2 separate regions of the Homo sapiens genome follow, and region 1 is linked to region 2. A link is an interaction called in ENCODE POLR2A ChIA-PET data of the cell type or tissue named here. Cell type or tissue: Caco-2. All regions are shown on one strand. Region 1 holds the start of VSTM5 (V-set and transmembrane domain containing 5). Region 2 overlaps TAF1D (TATA-box binding protein associated factor, RNA polymerase I subunit D).

Region 1 (2,500 bases), 110 kb after region 2:
CCACCTGCTCGAGACTAACAACCAACTGTTTTCTTGATCCATAGCTGCCAGAGGAACATGCCTCTGTCTTACTGGGTTTCTGAGATTTGCAACCTCTGCAGCTGGGTTCTAGCCAGAGAGGTGTAAAGGTCAAAAATGTTAGATCGTTCAGTCACCTTGTATAAGTTAACATAATATTATTTTTTCTCTCTCTCTCTTCTTTTCTTTTTCTTTCGCTTTGGAGAAGGTCTCATTCTGTTCCCCAGGCTAGAGTGCAGTGGCACAATCAGGGCTCACTGAAGCCTCAATCTCCTGGGCTTAAGTGATCCTTTCACCTCAGCTCCCCCGCCGCCCACCCCAGTAGCTGGGCCTACAGGCACAGGCCACCACACCCAGCTAATTTTTTCATATTTTTACTACAGACAGTTTGCCATGTTGCCCAGGCTGGTCTTGAACTCCTGGACTCAAGGGATCCGCTGGCCTCGGCCTCCCAAAATGCTGGGAATACAGGCATGAGCCCCTGCGATTGGCTTATAACATTTCTGTGCCTCAGTTTCCTCACTTGTGAAACAGGAATAAGAGTAGTTTATTAGGGTTGCCCTAAGGACTAAATGAGAGAGGTCTTGTAAAGTCTGAGGGATGGTGAATGCATAAATGCTTAATAAGTGCTGGCTCTTACTACAAGGCCTCTCACCTCCAGCGGCCCTGCTCTGTCATTCTCTAAACCTCAGTTGGCCCATGTGTAAGATGGGAGTGCGAATGGTAATGATTAAATGAGAAAGTAAAACTGTGCTAAGATCTGTTGTTTGTGTCCAAGAGAGCCTCTGGGACTACGCTTCGCATCCAGGCTCACCAGGCTGGGGATTCCGGGTCCGGCCATCCAAAGCAAATCTACTCAGTGCGCTGGTCGCGAGGACCACCTCCAGCCTGGGGACTTCAGGCCACAACGCCCAACCCAAACCCCAGAACCGTTTTTCTCACGGGAGCAGGCTGCTGTGGGTTCGTCTGACTGATAAGGAGGCCTGATTATTCTCCTGGGAGATGACCAGGAAGGCCATGGAGGGGTCCCCACAGTAGGGGGCGGCGCACGGACTGCAATCTGGTTATTCCAGGAAAAAGAAATAAAAAATGTTGCAGAGGCGGCGGCCACAGGGCTGGGAGCCGGTTATCTCTGGGCCACCTTCCAGCTCTGATAACCGTAGGCCGGGCTCGCCGGGTGGGGCGGGCGCCCCGAAGTGGGCCGGGGCGCCGCGGCCGGTAGCCTCTGCTTTGCCCAGCCCCTCCCGCTACGGTCGGCGCCGGGTCTCCAGGCCTCGCCCAGCCCCACGAGGAAGCGGCGCGGTGCCTGCCAGCCGAGCTCACCGCGCGCCCTCAGCCGGACAAGGTGGGCGAGGGCCAGGGGGGCCGCTGCTAGACCCCGGGGCCCCGCCCGTGCCCCCCTACCCATTCCCGCTCCCCCAGCACCCGGGGCGTCCCCCGGAGCTTACTCTGCAGACAGCGGGCTGCGGCCAGGCAGAGGGCGAAGAGTCCTAGGGAGATGCCTCGGGTCTTCCTCCTCCCGCTGGGCAGAGGCCTCATGGGCGAGCCCGGGGCCTCGCGGGCCGGGGTGTGTGCTGGCCGCACCGCGCTGCAGCTCCTATGCAGCCTTCTCTCTTCCTCCGCCTCTGGCTGCCGCAGGTTCTTTAGGGCCAGATGCAGATGAGCTGGTTGTACTCTGGTTGAACCAGTTCCCAAGGATGGGGGGGCGGGGGGGGGGGGGTGTTGCGCGGGAGAGAATTAATATGGGAAGGAATGGGAATGCACAGACTCAGAGGTAAATAATGGCAAATAATGAGCAGCCTCCTTCCGTTCACACCCATTTTACTGGTATTGATTCAAGGTTCGGCTGGATGCTAGGTGGCAGGAAGGAGGGAAAGTACTAGCTATTGCTTCAGGACAGAGCTAGTCATTGGCATCATGGGCAAAGGGAAGGCTTTTAGGAAAGTGAAATGACAGCCTGGAGTGAGAGGGATGAGGGGAGGGGGTGGGGAGACTCAGGCTGCCCTGATGGGAACCACTGCACAGTGATGATATCCATCCATCTATCCACCCATCAGTCCATCCATCCATCCCTCCATCCATCCAGGAAATGTTCACCAATCGCCTGCTTTATTTGCACAGAGCCTCGCACATGGCAGTCACTCAAATAAACCGGTGGAATGAAGCTAGGCACTGTGTTAAGTGCTGGGGATACAAGGATGTGGGCACCTGTTTAGAAATCCTAGCAAGGGGTGGGGGCTGCAAAAAATGAGCAACCGCTAGGCCGAGGCGGGCGGATCACGAGTTCAGGAGATCGAGACCATCTTGGCTAACACAGTGAAACCCCGTCTCTACTAAAAATACAAAAAAAAAAATTAGCCGGGCGTGGTGGTGGGTGCGTGTAGTCCTAGCTGCTCGGGAGGCTGAGGCAGGAGAATGGCGTGAACCCGGGAGGCAGAGCTTGCAGTGAGCCGAGATAGCGCCACTGCACTGCAGCCTGGGC
Region 2 (2,500 bases):
AAAAATAGTATTAAAGATACTCTAAATTTGGAAAGGGAAATGAGGTTATTACAATACTAAGCATCTGACAGGTCACTTGTCATGGCTGAACAAAGCTGGGATAAAATTACAGCATTTCAAATCCCCTCTTCAAGATGGTTGGGTGTCAAGTTACTTTAAGATTTTCTTTTCAAAATTAAAATCACTACATTTCATTGTTTCAATACTCACAGGACACCTGTAAGCTCTTATTCAGAAATCAAATGACAATTTCTCAAATTTTTCTATGTATTTTCTCTGGTGTTTTAATGGTTTTTTTTCTAATTATTACTACTTCACAAGTTTCTTTCACAAACTTCTTCACAGGGTTAAAAATTTTTTTTCTTGTTATAAAGTTCTGGGTTTCAGAATTTCTTCACCACCAGACTGGTACATATATCCACATTTATCTTTATTCATTTCTATGAAGTCGTTTTTTCTATATGCTTCACCTTTGACATTCATGATCCTGTCACATTTTCAGGCCTCTCTGTCCAGTATTTTTGGCTTTTGTAGCTCTCTTTTTAGACAAAGCAGCTTCTTCAGTAATATCCTCTTCTTCTAAGTATACACTCAGTCTTACAGGGAATTCAGAACTTACTATGAAACTATCCCCCTGCATAAAACAAACAAAAAATCATGGATTAAGCAATAACTCAAATAGTTTAGTAATTACATATAGCTGAATGCCCTGGATTACTTCAGATAACCTAGAGACTACATGTAGATGTTAAAAATCCAAATTAACATTGCTTATTTTTTCATTTGACATCCTAACTAGCAATAATATGTATCAGAATGCTACTTATTAAAAATAGTACTGAAAACCCCATGTTCTTTATCAAGTCTCTAAAAAATTATTTTCCTTCTTGCATTTCCTGCAGTAAACTTATAGAGCTTTTCAAAAGTTAAATGAAGTGTAAGAGAAAAACTAAATATAATTCCTTCTGTATCAACCAACTCCTGCCTTCCCAAAATGGAATAGGAAAAAAATAAGTCACTTACTGCCAATTTGATATCACATTCGTTATCTTCAAGATGTGTTGCATCCTCATCCTCTGCTCTGTAATATTAAAATTTATCATCGAGATGACAGAATCTTCGATGACCTAATTAGTTGTATATTCCACTCTGAAATATAACTGAAACTGCAATACTAGTCAAAGGAAACACAAAATTTGAGAATTTTGTGTTCTGGAGAATTCTAGATGAACGGTGTGCCAAGCTTGGCTCAACTGTAATAATCCCAATTGTCATACTCTGTATCTTTGTTCATTATTTAAGTATAACTATATTAAAGGCAAAATATGAAGCAATTAACATAGAAATTTAATTTATAACCTATTACCAAAGTATTTCATATGATTCCACTTACGTTGACTCCTCAATAGGAGAAATGGATCCATCATCATCCAAAAATTTGTATCTACGACTGTCAAAATCTTCATTTTCTAAATCTTCACCAACATTCATTTGCTTCAATGATTCTTTCAGGTGGTGTTCATACTTCAGTTTTTCAATATAGTTAAAAAATCCTCTTGCAACAGCTTGCTATATATTAAAAACACCATAAGTATGTCGAGATTTTATTTTTAAGACCCAGCAGGTGCCTATGTTCAAAAAGGGCAATGCCCCCCCTTAGCAAAGACTCTGAATTTGCTATCTTAACTACTCCCCACTTGTGGACTTATCAAATGCTGATTATTAAAATTCACATTACAATTATGAATTTACCTAAGCTGGTAACATGGAAAAGTGAAGTACATATCTTGTCATGTCTGGGACTTACTAAAGGCATTTTAAAATGTAAAAACAGGAATAAGATTTCTAATGTTTACTATAATCACCTTAAACTTAAGAGATTAACTGAAGAGATTAACATGTATTAATCCTCCCAAATAAAATTTCAGGTTCTGGCAAGGGATCATAAATTAATTCTGAATTCATTCAACATACAACTCTCAAATATTTAAAAAAGTCTACTCCTAAGTATTAGCGTATTTTTCAGATAATTGGCTTAGAAACATCTAGGCCTTAAGAATATATCCACTGAACATAAGGCATGTGTGGTTTTAGTTTAGGTTACTGCAAAAGTAATTTCAAGTTATGTGAGCTTTTATTATCCCCACTGAGTTTTAGGGTTGTGTTTAAAGACCTGAGATGGGATAAGATCAAAGGATTTTATACAAAGAGCCTTGGAGCACTATCTTTTAAATATGGCAAAGTGTAGTTATATTAAGAGATACAAGTCAAGATTCAGTTGAAGGATAGGGTGGACTTTAGGGGTAAGTCAGTATAGAAGAGTATCAAAATTGCAGACAGTCTGTTCCCAGTATATCTGAGACAATTCTAAATTGGCCAACAAATCATTTTGGGCATCTTGAGTTATGTGTAGCCATGTATGTAAAATGCTGACTCACCTCAAACGTTAAAATTTTTCTCCAAGGTGCGTTTTTTTCATTCTCTGATTCTAAAAATGGGA

Evidence for each region. ChIA-PET counts read pairs that join two places held together with the same protein. Peaks named below come from ENCODE experiments on the same cell type or tissue, not always from the same donor. Only the 100,000 strongest peaks of a DNase experiment are listed, where the experiment ranks them.
Region 1: POLR2A ChIA-PET joins it to region 2 with 11 read pairs; 6 of 35 experiments call an interaction of 5 or more read pairs at or near these places.

Annotation. Positions count from the first base shown.
Region 1 is chr11:93,848,946-93,851,445 of GRCh38, forward strand. It overlaps VSTM5 (V-set and transmembrane domain containing 5), which reads right to left and starts at 1,673. Exons shown (of 4, transcript NM_001144871.2): 1 at 1,467-1,673. The coding sequence starts at 1,557. In Caco-2, no CTCF peak of the experiment used is centred here; DNase peaks (open chromatin) are centred at 1,175 and 1,556; H3K4me3 peaks cover 1,182 bases.
Region 2 is chr11:93,735,671-93,738,170 of GRCh38, forward strand. TAF1D (TATA-box binding protein associated factor, RNA polymerase I subunit D) reads right to left here. Exons shown (of 6, transcript NM_024116.4): 3 at 2,439-2,500; 4 at 1,394-1,569; 5 at 1,024-1,081; 6 at 1-634. The coding sequence ends at 491. Among named protein-coding and RNA genes, the nearest start is that of SNORA40, 1.7 kb to the left of the region's middle. RefSeq lists an enhancer at 2,248-2,500. In Caco-2, no CTCF peak of the experiment used is centred here; no DNase peak of the experiment used is centred here.